2 separate regions of the Homo sapiens genome follow, and region 2 is linked to region 1. Evidence: chromatin loops called from intact Hi-C (ENCODE). Cell type or tissue: PC-3. All regions are shown on one strand. Region 1 overlaps EPHA5 (EPH receptor A5). Region 2 overlaps EPHA5 (EPH receptor A5).

Region 1 (8,000 bases):
CATGACAAAATGCTTATCATCACTGGCCATCAGAGAAATGCAAATCAAAACCACAATGAGATACCATCTCACATCAGTTAGAATGGCGATCATTAAAAAGTCAGGAAACAACAGGTGCTGGAGAGGATGCGGAGAAATAGGAACACTTTTACACTGTTGGTGGGACTGTAAACTGCTTCAACCATTGTGGAAGACAGTGTGGCGATTCCTCAGGGATCTAGAACTAGAAATACCATTTGACCCAGCCATCCCATTACTGGGTATATACCCAAAGGATTATAAATCATTCTGCAATAAAGACACATGCACACGTATGTTTATTGTGGCACTATTCACAACAGCAAAGACTGGGAACCAACCCAAATGTCCAACAATGATAGACTGGATTAAGAAAATGTGGCACATATACACCATGGAATACTATGCAGCCATAAAAAAGGATGAGTTCATGTCCTTTGTAGGGAATGGATGAAGCTGGAAACCATCATTCTCAGCAAACTATTGCAAGGACAAAAGACCAAGCACCACATGTTCTCACTCATAGGTGGGAATTGTACAATGACAACACATGGACACAGGAAGGGGAGCATCACACACTGGGGCCTGTTATGGGGTGGGCAGAGCAGGGAGGGATAGCATTCGGAGATATACCTAATGTTAAATGACGAGTCAATGGGTGTAGCACACCAACATGGCACATGTATACATATGTAACAAACCTGCACGTTGTGCACATGTACCCTAAAACTTAAAGTAGAATAAAAGAAAATAAATAAATAAAAGGAAAAGTTCACAAAAAAATTCCCTTGGTTAAATCACTCTCAAAAACATAGTTTTCTGGCTTTTCCCTAAACTTAAAAAATAATTACAAATGCTAGTTTTGCTTGAGAAGATGGAAAAGAGGTATAAATTCGGGCTTGCCAATTAACCCATGAAAATATGTTGAAAAATTTGCAAGGCACGGAGCTAAATTTAGGTGCTCTAAAAACTTAACGTGAGAGTGCATTTTCTCAATATTTTGTGAAGAAACCATCCCTTGACATTTTTGGCTTTATGCTTTCTCTAATTGAAGGCATGGTAAAATAAGGTGCTAGAAGCTTTATCACTTAAAATTTAAAAGTCATTTAATTTAATTTAATTCAATTTTCTGCTTTTCTAAAGTACAAATTCACAAGAAACTGGATTTATTAAACTCATTTGACAGTGGATGCTTCTTGTTTTTATGAAGAATTTAAGTTGTTAAATCTGTTCAAAAGTGCCATTTGTTCATAAGACCAAAATGACACAATAAAACAAGCATTAATAGTATGTTTGTGTCAAGATGAACTCTCATTCAGATAGATATCTTTTTTCTATGAAGTAGAAGAAATAAAAGTTTAAGAGTAGAGAAGGCATAATGCTTAATTCAAACGTAGCTTATTCTAACTTTTCCTAGTCTTTTAGTGTGTTCTTTCCAAGTCTGTTCATTTTGACAGCAGAAATACTTCTTTCCAATTCTCAAATCTTTATCTAATTAAAATTTGTGATGAAGTGGGAAATATGTAACCAAATACTTAAAATGTTTTGCACATAGACAAGCTTACATTTTTATATATACCCTTATACACACTATTATTGAAGTACTCTTATTTCTTAACTAATTCACATTTATTTGTTTGGGATAGAAGAACTGCTTAGCATCTTAAGTAAAATAAAAACGTAAATTTATCTAAAAGAACTTAGTGCTATAGAGGAATCAATGATCAAGGGGAAATCAACTCTGCTTTGAAAGATACCTGAATTATATTATTTATGATAAGTATTTATATTATACAAATTGTTCCTAGAAACCTTTGAAGAATGGCTGAAATCATGTGGCTTTTATTTCAGTGGAGGTTCAATTAGATAAACAAAAAGTAATATTGTGATTTACGATAGTCTGCAGTCAAAAAGCCATGTGTCAGTTCATTCTAGGCCAAAATGAGCTTCATGTTTAGCTACTATATGTCAAGCACATCCGCATTGTCGAGATGGAGACATACACCATCACATCACTACAGAATGTCTTTCCATAAATATTTTTCCATACCCTTGGCATTTAGACTTGTAAAACTGAAATTAGTTCAGCTTAACTATTTTATCTTAGGAGGCTACATTATTTGTCAGTGAATAGTTTAGAAATGTATAACAATCAAATCAATGTACTTCACTTGAGCATGACAAACTTTCTGTCCTAGATTATTTGGTGAATTTGTTCTATCTATATATATATATATATTTTTCAATATATTTTAAAATTTTCTAACTTTGCTGGTAATGGAGTATAGAAGTTGTTATTTTAAAAATAAAACAGGGAGTGACATCTGGTACATAATAAATTTTTACCAAATTTAAAAGTATTTTGCCATTTTTGGAATACTAAATGAGGTAATAATCTCTTTCTCTGAATTATGGGAAGGAAATTAGTATTATAATTAATCATTGATACTATGTGATAAAACACTTCTATAAAATATATAGATGTAACAATATAAAAATGTGAAATTGATAATCCTAATCAATTTCTAATACTTTACACAGCTTTATTTTATTTATGATTTTATTTATATGTACACACACTACCATTTATATTACATATATACACATTACAACATATACATATACCTGTTACTGATGGTCCACAATTTGGTTAAATATATGTGTGTGTGTGTGTGTGTGTGTGTGTGTGTGTGTGTATCACACACATGAATGCTATTAAAATTGTCTTGAATGACTTTTTAAAAATGTGTATGTTAATATTAAACACCATTAAGCAATTAGTGTGTTTCTAAATATGTGACGGGTAATGTATAAGTGATTGCCACACAACTAAGTTATTTAATGACACAATGGTAAGAAAAATGTCTTAATTATATTTGTATATTCCATGTTCAGTACAGTTCATGGCAGGAAATTCTGATTTATTACATATTGTAGATGAATGAATATGTAACCAAATTTATTTTATGTTTCATTTATAAATATTATATTATCTTTGAATTTCTGCCAATATTTGGTGAGCATAAATTAAAAATACATTGTATTGAGAGATTTAATGATTTTTCAATAGTATTCCTGTCCTTTTCTTATGTAATATTCTAATGTTACAATTAGCCTTATTGTTTTCAATCATTTAAACTTACATTCTAGTTAGCCAGTTAACCCTAGATTCTCAAGTAGGACCTATTTCCTGTTTCTGTTTGATATTATTCAAGAGACGTTGCCAAATTTTAGAGCTCGTAGTTTAAATTTATTTTAATTGTATCAATGTTTTAACCTAATAACAACTTTCATACTGAGAAGACATTTTTAAAAAATAATTTCAAATTGTCTCTTAGATTCAGGGGTTACATGTACAGGTTTGTTGGTACACGGATATATTACGTGATGGTGAGATTTGGGATACCATGATCCCATCACTCAGGTAGTGAACATAGTACCCAACAGTTAGCTTTTCATCCCTGACTCAACTTCCTTCCTCCTTCTTCCCTCTAGTAGTGCCTAGAGTCTATTGTTGCCATCTTTATGTTCATGGGTACACAAAGTTTAGCTCCCACTTATAAGTGAGAATATGTTGTATTTGGTTTTCTGTTCCTGCATCAGTTCACTTAGGATAATAGCTTCCAGTCACATCCATGTTGCTGCAAAGGACATGATTTTGTTCTTTTTTTATGGTTGTGTAGTATTCCATGCGGTACTTGTACCACATCTTCTTTATCCAGTCCACCATTGGTGGAAACCTAGGTTGATTCATGCCTTTGCTATTTAATACTACACCATTGATATTGATTAGTACTGCACTGATCATATGAACACATATATCTTTTTGTCAGAACAACTTATTTTCTTTTGGATATACCCAGTAATAGAATCACTGGGTTGAGTAATAGTTCTGTTTTCAGTTATTTGAGAAATCTCCAAACTGCTTTCCATAGTGATGAACTAATTACATTCCAACCAACAGTGTATAAGCATTTCCTTTTCTCCACAGCCTCACCATCATCTGTTGTTTTCTGACTTTTAAATAATGACCATAGTGACTATTGTGAGATGGTATCTCATTGTGGTTTTGATTTGCATCTCTCCGATTGGTGATGTAGAGCATTTTTTTCATGTTTGTTGACTGTATCTTTTCTTTTGAGAAGTGTTTGTTCATGTATTTTGCCTGCTTTTTAATGGGGCTATATATTTTTTTTTTGCTTGTTTAATTGTTTAAGTTCCTTAGGGAGTCTGGATATTAGATCTTTGTCAGATGCATAGTTTGCAATTTTTTTTCATTCTGCAGGTTGTCTGTTTACTTTGCTAATAGTTTTTCTTGCTGTGCAGAAGCTCTTTAGTTTACTTAGATCCCGCTTTTCATTTTTGTTTTTGTTACAATTGCTTGTAAAGACTTAGTCATACATTCTTTTTTTCAAAGTCAATGTCTAGAATGGTGTTTCCTAATGTTTTCTTCTAGGATTTTTATAGTTTGAGACATGAAATTTAAGTCTTTAGTTCATCTTGAATTAATTTTTGTACATAGTAAAATGTAGGGGTTTAGTTTCATTCTTCTGCATATAGCTAGCCAGCTATCCCAGCACCATTTATTGAATGGGAAGTTTTTCCCCTATTGCTTATTTTTGTTGGCTTTGTAAAAGATCAAAAGGTTGTAGGTGTGCAGTTTTATTCTGGATTCTCTATTATGTTCCATTCGTTTATGTGTCTGTTTTTCTACCAGTACCGTGCTATTTCACTTACTGGAACCTTATACTGTATTTTGAAGTTGGGTAATGTAATGCCACTCACTTTGTTCCTTTTGGCTTAAGATTACTTCAGCTATTTGGGCGCATTTTGTTTCCATATGAATTTTGGAAAAGTTTTTTCTGATTCTGTGAAAATGATATCAGTAGTTTAATAGAAATAGTATTGAATCTGTACATTGGTTTGCGTAGTATGGCATTTTAATGATGTTGATTCCTCTGATCCATAAGTATGGAATGTTTTTCCATTTGTTTGTGTCACCTACGATTTCTTTCAATAGTGTTTTGTAGTTATTCTTGTATATATCTTTCACCTCCTTGGTTCAATGTATTCCTAGGTATTTTATTCTTTTTGTGGCTATTGTGAATGGGGCATTCTCGATTTGGCTCTCAGCTTGAATGTTATGGATATATCGAAATGCTACTGATTTTTATACATTGATTTTGCATCCTGAAGGTTTACTGATGTCATTTATCAGATCCAGGAGACTTTTGGTGAAGTTTCTAGGGTTTTCTAAGTACATAATAACATTGTCAGTGAAGAGAAGTAGTTTGACTTCTTTTCCTATTTGGATGCCTTTTATTTGTTTCTCTTGCCTAATTGCTCTGGCTACACTTCCAATGTTTTAAATATGAAGATAAAATGCTGTTAATGTTAAATTTTGGTATAAGCAATAATATTTATACTATATAAAATATGACATGTTTTGAGTTTTAATTCCCTTATAGCATTTTGTTTTTCTTAGCAAACACATATTTTAAACCCACACTAAACTATCTTCTGAGTACCTTATTTTGAAAAATGTATTAAATAAATATAATTCACTTAGCTTAGCTTATATCCTCTGATAATTCACATATGATAGAGCTATGGGAATAAATCTTGTTCATAGTGATTTTCTTTCTCAATAAAACATACTTAGATAAGGCCAGCAATGCTTTTGAAAGTTAATTATATCTTGTACACTGCAAACAACGATAGTCTGTGCCTTTTTAACTCAATTTCCTTTATATGTATAGTATGCATATATATATATATATACGCACACATATATGGCTGTATATTTTAATTGTAATGGAAAGAAGTATAGTATTTTAAAGTATTAAAACAGTAATTATTATATATATTAATATTTTTAAAACATTTTCTTGGTGGGCCATATTTCTGGAGTATTGACTTTGAATTATGAAGTGAATATACTTAGTTATCCCAAGGTTAATAGCTCTTTAAGGGTAAAATATATTGGAGACATTAAAAGAAATTTAATTGAAAATATGGCGAAAAATCGATGCAATTTGTCAGTTTAATTTTTTTTTTTGGTAATTTTGAGAATCTTTAAACAATTTCTCATAAGATTATACAGCAAATTTCTAAATAGGTGCTAAATATATGGCTCAAAGGTTTAAAGGATAAGTGGGGAAACAACATGTATTCTTGCAGATTAGCATATATACTATGGAAATGGTTGCATTTAAAAAACGAGCCTTCAAGCATGGGTAGAAATAATTCTTAAACATAATTTTCTTTCCCCCAGGAGTTTGTCACAATAGTCTCATGAAACATGTCAATATGGGTGCATTTTTTGTCTTCTACTCTTTGCTCAACTTAAATGACTGGCATAATGTTTTCTAAATGATATTTAGGTAATGTACAGACATCATATGAAACAAGTTTGCTCCAGAAGCTTCGTTTATTTTTAATAAACCATTTTGGATTGGTATTTAAATAAATTGTACTACTTATCTAGATAATTATTTCTTAAATATTATCATGATTAAAATGTAAAATATCAATTTTGCCTCTATCATTGTTTGTTCATTATTATTATTTATTATTCCACCCATGAAATACACTTGTATCTTCATGGGTGTGAAGAACATTTTTTTCCTCACACAACTCAAACATGTTTTGTCACAGTTCTTGACAGAAAGTGTGGACTCAAAAAACGAATTATATCTTCAGTGTCTTCCAAATTGTTTCAGATTAAATTCAAATCTCTTATCGTGGACTACAAGCTTTTTCAAAAAAAAAAAAAGATTATACATTTATTTATTTACATGTCTTGTCTTTTGGCCCAGAATGCTTTTCCTACAGTGTTCAGAGGCAGAAGAAAAGTTTCTCAAATACAGGAAATAAGTAGATGGATGGAGACAATGAGTATGGTAGGAGACTGCCTTTAAAGAGTTTTTAAATATTACTTGGAAACTTGTAGGCTATGCTAGCATTTTGTAATGAAAATATCTGGAGTTTCCTAAAAGAGGGCATGTCAAATATTGCTGAGAAGTGAGTACGGCAAGAAAGTAACTGCAATCTCAACAAAAATAGTTTTCATTGAGAGGTATCAATGGAGTGGAGTGAGTCATCATGTGATTTAGAATGAGGAACTACAGATGTATATATGGAAAATAATTTAAGAAATCATATCCTGAAAGTGGAATAAAACTGGGAAAATTGGAATCATGTGAGATTGATAGTTTTGTTGTTTGTTTTGTTTTGCTTTGTTTTTGAGCATCTTAAAAGAATTGTAGCTACTTGGAAGCTTCACCTCAGAGAGCAGAGTGGGGGTTCCTAATTCAAATACAGATAATTTTATTTGATATGAAGAAGGATACATTTTATTCTATTTTGATAGAAATAAAGGTAGAGAAGATGGGTACCATGACATATAGGTTTGGAGATTTGATGGTAGGAAAATGAGAAAGTTTCCTTCTGACAACTTTTATTTTCTCAAGACAAATGACTGTATCAGCTGATAGTAACAGAAACAGAGCTCATAAGGAGCTTGAAGGAACAGGAGATGCTACAAGAAAATCCTGTTGATGTTGGAAATGAAGTTAACTAAGGGAATAATATGAGTTTGAATAAGAGGCGATGCTACAAGAAAATCCTGTTGATGTTGGAAATGAAGTTAACTAAGGGAATAATATAAGTTTGTCTAGCAGGGTACTATGACCCCTTGGAATTTAGGGTCATGATTTGAAGGTGATGAATAATTACAGTTTATGACATTTTTCTTGGATAATATTGAACCACACAGGTTTTTTTTCTCTCTAAACATCTATTTGCATTACTTCAACCACCTCAAATTAAATAATGCCTTACATATTACTCATTATCTTCTCCAACACATTTCATGTCCTGTTCTCTGAGAAAATGGCACCAGTATTTTCTGTAAAGTTTAAGCCAAATACCTTACAGTCACTCTTACGATTTTCCACTAAGTCATCTAACCCATTAAATAC
Region 2 (8,000 bases), 85 kb after region 1:
TTACTATAGTAAAGTGAGTGAAGAACTTTGAAGACTTAGTCTTTCTCTGCGATTTTTACTGTTGTGTTATGAAACATATGTAGTGATAATGGGAAATTGAGCATAATTCATGATTCAAAATAATTCATACAGATATTCACTACTGAACAAAATATATTCAAAACTTCATTGTCTTACTTAACCCTCTGTTGTTTCTATTTCAGTAATGTTAGTACTTTTCAATAAACACTACAGTGAACTAGGAGGCCCATAGATTACTATTCTATGTTGCCATGTCTTTTAGACATGTTATCTATACATATATCAGCAGATTGATAAAAAGAACTTTGACTCAAATATTCAGATGTTTTGCAAACTCAAAATATCCAGACATACCCGAAAGAGCAGATATATAAGTCCTATTTTCATTAGACAAGTGGTGGTTTCATAGACCCGATATAAAATTGTGATGATCACCAGAAGTGATTATGATTTCTAAGGAAATATATGAGAAAAACGAGAATAAAAAAAGTTTATTTTATTTGCTCTTATTTTAAAGTGTATCATATCTTTGGTGGCATGTTTCTTAAGGAACCTGCCCATGTTTAATATATACATTTATTAATGATTTTAGGATCCATGTAATTTCAAATGTAATAAATTATAAAAGAGAGTTTGTGTTGTGCAAATGCAGTAATATAATCATGTATCTATTAGCATAATGGGATATGTCATATAGAGCTCATACATTTTAGAAATGTAGAAGATACATAAAATAATCAGGAATATCTTTATTCTATAAATTATGAAATAAAATAATTTATGTTTCTAAACAACTTGGAAACAATATAGAATACAAATAGTTTTATTATGAAAAAATCCTGAGGATATTTAGCTGATTTATATTTGTAAAAAATCTTCACAATCTTTAAACCTTATATAGAAAAACTAAAATTTAATTGGGATTTTTTTTATATTGCTACGTTCTCAAAATGCCAATATACGTAATAAACATAACAGGTTTACTTTTAGGGCCTTATTAATCATACTGCTCCTTATTTAAACTATTTTGCAGCTCCATCTCCAGTCACCAATGTGAAAAAAGGGAAAATTGCAAAAAACAGCATCTCTTTGTCTTGGCAAGAACCAGATCGTCCCAATGGAATCATCCTAGAGTATGAAATCAAGTATTTTGAAAAGGTAAGACTAACAGAATAAAAAATGTCCTCACTTTCTTTTTTTTTTCATTTTAGCAACTACAATTATCCAACTTGCAGAAGAGTATGTTGCAATTTTATGTGTAAATCAATGACAATTGATTCTGCAGTCATAATTATGGAGGCTAGAAGTGTACAGGGAGCTCTCTATTCATGTTCTGCTGCTGCCACATAGTTTACACTGCTTAGATATAGCCATATAGTCTAATATTGGCTTAACTGAGTTGCACAGCATTAAAAGATGAAGTCATAGGGCATTTGAAAGTGTTACAAATACTTAAGCTATAGACTTTCAGTAGTGACTGCAGTGTGCTAACAGAGAAATGTGTGCTTATGGCCAGTAACTCAACATAACACCTATACTGTTAAGGAGATAAGAAAAAAGATGAGACACATATATCACATACATTTTTTAAAGATTCTTAGCAAACATCTGGCACTGTAGTATAAAATTTATGTTTAAATTTCAGGTAAAAAATAAAAAATGTATGCATCACGTTCCCTATATTTTCTTGATTTCCCCTTGTTCTCTGAGTCTCTTATAGCCACTTTTAAACATTTTACCGTAATAGCTGTCGAGGTCTCAAGGTTGTAATAAACTCTTTTCCTCTTTTCTGAATTCACAAGCAAGTGAGCTATTGATGAAAGAGTCATACAGATGGAAGCTGAAAAAGCTTCTAATTTCTAAAACTGGGCTGGAGTATGTGGCTCAGAGATGTAGCCACCATGAGTCTTCCTACTACTCCCGCCCCATTCATCTGTGATTTTTCTACTGGCTGGACCTGAATGGCATACGCACCTTAGGACAACCTGAATTCTAAAAGAGGAGCTAAAGATAGATGGGTACCCAAACCAGCCTTTGAGAAGTGGGTTGGAGAGTCTGAGCTAGAAATATTGGTCCTATGGAGGTAGGAATAGAAATGAACAAGTAAAAAATGCAGACATGCAGATCCCAAAAAAGAAGAGAAGGACTGAACCACGCTACTTACTCAATTGCTTTTCCAGACTCACAGAGACATCACTCCTTCGTTTTTTCTGGAAGAGTAAAAGGGATGGTAGGAAATACAAAATCTTACTTTACAATACCTAAGAACTTGCCCAAGCTAGGGCATTGGAAAAGAGAGGGAGAATAAATGGTTCTCCTCACCATCATGAAAAATGCTAATGTCCTATTAATGAAAATTACTTAAAAGTGCAACTATATATATACATATATACATGCATAGATAAAAGAGTTTAGGGCCGGGTGCGGTGGCTCATGCCTGTAATTCCAGAACTTTGGAAGGCTGAGGCGGGTGGTCGCCTGAGGTCAGTAGTTCGAGACCAGCCTGCCCAACGTAGTGAAACCCTGTCTATACTAAAAATACAAAAAATTAGCTGGGTGTGGTAGCGGGCACCTGTAATCCCAGCTGCTCAGGAGGCTGAGGCAGGAGAATTGCTTGAACCCAGGAAGCGGAGGTTGCAGTGAGCCAAGATCGCACCATTGCACTCCAGTCTGGGCAACAAGAGCAAAACTCAGTCTCGAAGCAAAAAAAAAAAAAAAAAAAAAAAAAAAAAAAAAGAGTTTAGGTAAGTGTATTGAATGTTAATTTGTCACAGTATACAAAATTCAAAAATAAATTTTCTTCTTTCATTCATTGATTCAACAATTGCCTGTGTAAAAATACAACAAAGAATAAAACAATGGGGAGGGATGGAGAAAGGCTATCTACATATTTACAGGTTTTTAATGTTTCTACAATGTTCGTATATTGATTTTACTAGTAGATAAATAGTCAACGATTTTTGAAATAGTCATCTTTCTAGGAATGTCTTACTGGTAGTATTAAATGCAACTATCAGATAATTCCGAAACATAAATGATGACACATACTTCAAAAATAGGTTATTAAATACATTATTCACCAAAAATGCTCTTAGAGAATACCTCTGAGACAAAGTTATGTTGGGATATGGTTAACACTGTTTATTGTCAACAAAACTGTAGTTAATCAAGTGGAATATAGTGACATTAAACTTTCTCACTGATTACTGTTCCCGTGAGATTACTAGTAACAAACAGCATTGCAAATTCCAGAGGTCTACAATTTAAACATAGGCTATATCAAAAAACAATTTGTAAAATTAAGGTTTATATTTCTTATTCAAGTTTTTGTAACCTTTGTTACTCTATACTGATGCAAAGCTATGTAGAGTTATATAAATATATATTAACACATGCTGAATTCTGTTGTGAACATTGTTTCTCAATTTTCATTGCGATTAAAGTTGATTTTAAAAGAAGGTAAAATGCAAAATAGAATTGTAAAACATCCAGTCACCAAAAACTGTATATTTGACTATCTGAGATGCAATAAGGGTTAATAGCTGGGAGACTAAAAGTTTAACAAGTACTTACATTTTCTTTTATCTCTGAATCAACTAGCTGGATTAATGCTGGCTTTCTTTTTTGTCCTTGAGGAAAGCATCCTATTTTTTTTCCCCTTATGAATAACCTTTGATATTTTTGTGACCACTTCCCAGCATATGCATTAGTTTCATTATGTATATAATATTCAATATTAAGAAGAATTTATCTTTTTAAAAAACGTTGCTGCTTCTGTTACAACAAAGAGTTATTCAACAAGTGGTAGGGAGGAGTTTCTATTAAATATTTATCCACATTGTGATATTATTTTCTTTATAGTTTAATTTTTTTTGAGTTACATTTATCTCAGTATGATTTGGTCTTATATTTAATAGTTCAAATTTAATGCTGTATATTCCATTATATGATCTGTATAACTCAAATTAAGAAAAAATGACTTGGGAAAAAGGTTTCTAAACATATTTCCAATAAATTAATAATAAGTTGCCTATTTACATTCATTAAAAGCAGAAAAATCTTTATATAATATATTGGTGGAAGTGATTATTTTGGTCAGTGTTTTCCTTTTTAAAATAAAAGTATTAATTCCCGGACCATCGTGTGTGAGCCAAATATTTGAGCATATCTACATTATACCTATAAAGATTTTTTAAAGACTTTCATTTATAAAAAAAATGGATTATGAGTTTTTATACCATGTATTGAGTTAGGGGTCCTGATAGGTTTTCAAAGCTGATTTTGAGCTTTCAGAATGACACCACCATTTATTGGATGGCTTTTGGCCAGACACAGGTGGCAGAGCTTTCCAGGGCACATGCATTTGCCAGCTGGCATTTCTGCCTGTGATTGCCCTGCTCTAATAGAGGTCATTGGGCTTCTCTGCTACCGTGTGATGATGGGCTCATTGCCATCTCTTAATTAAAGGCAGAGGCAAAGGGAAGCTGCCCCTTGGCAGGGTGTTTGCCAGCTGGCTCCTTCTGCTGAGGCCGTCCCCTCACTGCATGTGAACAGTGTTTGCTAAGCAGCTGGGGAATGTAGCTCATTTGCTCAGCTGGGGCACGAAGGCAGGAAAAGTCACTGCCCTGACCAAGGACTTGGCAGCAGGGCAATTGTGGGTGTTGACAATCTTTACATAAAGTTTGTGATATGTAGAAAATTACAATATGAGAGTGATTTAAAGGAATGAAACATAATTAAATTTTGGAAGACGCTTAGATGATTCACAATGTGTATTCGTTGGTTTTGATCCACTAGATATATGCTTCCCTAAATTTTCTTCAATAACTTATGTATGGCAAACTCAGAGAGAGCCAATGTACAATTAAACTCTAGCTAAGGAACAACTGAGACATACATAACGTTAACAGTTAAATCAGACAGAATGTTCTGCAATTGATATTAGATCACACCTTATTTCAAGGAGCAGCAGCCCAGTTTCCTTGTATATGTTTCCTTTTTGGCAAAAAAGTATCAATTTCTAATATTTTTACAAAATGTATTCATTGTACCTTCAGTAGTTAGTGTTTACAACTGTGGAAGCTTTTAAAAATTGTTTCGTTTTTTACTTTTCAATGGGGGAACTTACCATCATGCTATAGAGTTAAAAGTAATCCATTCTACATAGAACCTATTTTGTAGAGATTACGCTTGGTGGTACATGCATTATTTTTATCTCTATCTCCTTCCAATATTCTTGGTAAATAATTTTATCTCCATTTTAAGGAAGAAAAAACTGAGGTTCAGAGTTGTTTACCCACATTTTCTCATCTACTTAATAATATGGCTGGAATTCTAATGCTGTCATTGAGGCCTTCTTTTAATTGTTTATATTATAAATGTTAATCCTTTACGTAAAAATGAAAATTTTATAAAGTCTATCAGAATTTTATACTTAAATTCTGACTAGATTTTTTCTTTAAGTTAAATTTTCTTTAAACAAATATCAGCAAACAGACATTTAACTTACTTACTGAGAGTTACTACTGCAATCATAGCCAGACTGGAAAGTTGAATATTATTGAGAAATATTGCTTTTAAACAATATGGGAAAATAATATTTTTCAATAATATGGAGAAATAATAAATAATATTATCAGGTTTATTCCATTAAGAACCTGTGCATTCTCAGAAAAATTAGTAACTGTCATAGTTTATAGAAGCTGTTTACAGTTGTTAAAAGGAACACATTAAGAAATTATTTGCTTTTTACTGCTATGATCCTAGCATACAGAAGGGGTAATAGAGTGGATAATGGAAGAGCATTACACGTTTGTCAATGAAGAAATTTCCTGGTATTATTAGGTAAAGTTTTACAAGATTTAATTACCTACTTTGAATCCTTGGCTCAAATTTAATAAAATTTCCTAAATATATGAAAGTTTAGATAATTAAATTAATTTGCAGTTTAAAAAATTAAAGATCAATCATTTGCCTAGGATGAATCAGAAAATGTGCTATTTGGCTTATAAATTATACCATACCTATTTAGAGAGAATTTTGGACCTACTTAACTCTAAGATAATTTTATATGATTAAACATATTACAAAAGGAATGGTAAATTGCTTTAAAAGAAAAATGTTTATAGATTGTATATTTTAGATAGTATTAGTGGTAGTTAACTTTGACATTACATATAAGAAAGAATTACAAATATTTAAAATAATTATGAAAATTAAAACATATATTGTAGTTTATGAACTGTTTTCACATATGTTACCTGTTATATTTTTACAACATCTCTGTGAGGAAACCCAAGCAAGTCTCTACCCAGTTTTACTGATAAGGAAACTGAATATAAAAGCAAAAATGGACCCGTTATATTTGAGCATGTGATTTCTGTATCCATGGTAAAGTTGGTGTGGTAACTTCACAGAGATAATAAGGAGCTATGGATGGTTAGTCTAAACTTTTGTTGGCATCAAAATAAAAAGTTCCTCTTTGTTTCAGTTCCCAAAACTATCTTTCCAGTAATTTTTTTCCTAGTACATCTCCATTAACTTAGCCCCTCCAAATCAGGACATTTTCAAAGATAAATAAAAACGTTTTGCTTATCTGCATTTTTCTTTAATGCTTTCTATTTAGACTTAGTGAATTGAAATTAAATTTCACCAGTGAAGTACTAATTTCTTACCTTAAGAACTAAATACAATTAGAAATTGAATTCACTAATGAGTTAAAGCATAAGTCTTACCTCACAGAATGGGAGATGTTGTTAACTTTCTGTATGAATAGGCAGTATGTTAGACATGCTCCGATTAACTATATTGGAGGGAAAAAAAGCACAAAAATAACAATACTAAAATAGAGTCTGTAAAATAATCAGTCTCCTACAACATTATGTTTTCAAAGTTTTAGAAATTTATTACTGCCGAAGACATGTATTCCGGATGGGTGGACAGTATGTCACCCACCACCTTGAGTTCTAGAAAAGACTTTAATATTCTATGTAAATAGCACACCTAGGATGTGTAGGATTTTTTTCTAAAATGTTATATTTGTACTAATAGAGTCCTTTGGTTTCTGATTCATTTTCTGATCTATGATTCTAAATTTTGCTGTCATTAGTAATTTATATGCTGTCTTTTTTATTGTATATGCATGCGCATCCCAAGGACCAAGAGACCAGCTACACGATTATCAAATCTAAAGAGACAACTATTACTGCAGAGGGCTTGAAACCAGCTTCAGTTTATGTCTTCCAAATTCGAGCACGTACAGCAGCAGGCTATGGTGTCTTCAGTCGAAGATTTGAGTTTGAAACCACCCCAGTGTGTAAGTCATTTTAATTACTGTCAGCTCATGTCTCAGTAATGGTTACCAGAAAAGAGTCAGTGGATCAATACCCTCCCTGGGCACTCTGTCAGTCTCACTCTCCCTCTCTCTCTCCCAGGCATGACCCCTTCAGGTAGGAAGCATCTGTCATGCTATTATGGTAGGTCGGCAGGTTAACACGTTGGTCCGTGCTCCTCATTGCATTCAGTCTTCTGGGAGATGGTACTTCAGGAGATACTTTAAAAATGTTTAAACTTGCTTTTAAAGACTTTCTTTCTACTGCTGCCATACTTTATTGAATTATTCCCATTTACTTTTTTAGTCGTTTTATTGAACTAGGCTACTAGGTTTAGTCTTTCTTTGAAAATTCCACAGGGAGCTTTCTTTAGCAGTGAGTTTGGCAAGAAAATGGTGCTCTCAGGAACTAATCTGATCTCATAAAATATATTAAATCTCTGGCACTGTCTTTAAGTGGAGAATCTGGGAATATTTTTTGGAGCACCCTTTTTGAATCACTTTTTTCTCTATAAAAATAGCGTAAAATATTTTCCTTTAATTTCAACAAAATATTTATGTTACTTACTTGCCCTAAACACATTGAAAGAAGAATTCGAAGACAGAAATAGACGCTATTAAAGTTATTTGTGAGGAAATACACAGTATT

What was found. Hi-C counts contacts between places; a loop is a spot of excess contacts. Peaks named below come from ENCODE experiments on the same cell type or tissue, not always from the same donor. Only the 100,000 strongest peaks of a DNase experiment are listed, where the experiment ranks them.
Region 2: it touches region 1 in a loop (2.4-fold over the local background); 2 of 110 quality-filtered maps call a loop at or near these places.

Annotation. Positions count from the first base shown.
Region 1 is chr4:65,498,623-65,506,622 of GRCh38, reverse strand. All of the region lies in intron 3 of EPHA5 (EPH receptor A5), which reads left to right. Among named protein-coding and RNA genes, the nearest start is that of EPHA5-AS1, 170 kb to the left of the region's middle. In PC-3, no CTCF peak of the experiment used is centred here; DNase peaks (open chromatin) are centred at 4,162 and 7,822; H3K4me3 peaks cover 1,000 bases; H3K27ac peaks cover 2,619 bases.
Region 2 is chr4:65,413,620-65,421,619 of GRCh38, reverse strand. It overlaps EPHA5 (EPH receptor A5), which reads left to right. Exons shown (of 17, transcript NM_001281766.3): 6 at 1,055-1,179; 7 at 7,177-7,336. Among named protein-coding and RNA genes, the nearest start is that of LINC02835, 180 kb to the right of the region's middle. In PC-3, no CTCF peak of the experiment used is centred here; a DNase peak (open chromatin) is centred at 4,639; H3K4me3 peaks cover 615 bases; H3K27ac peaks cover 754 bases.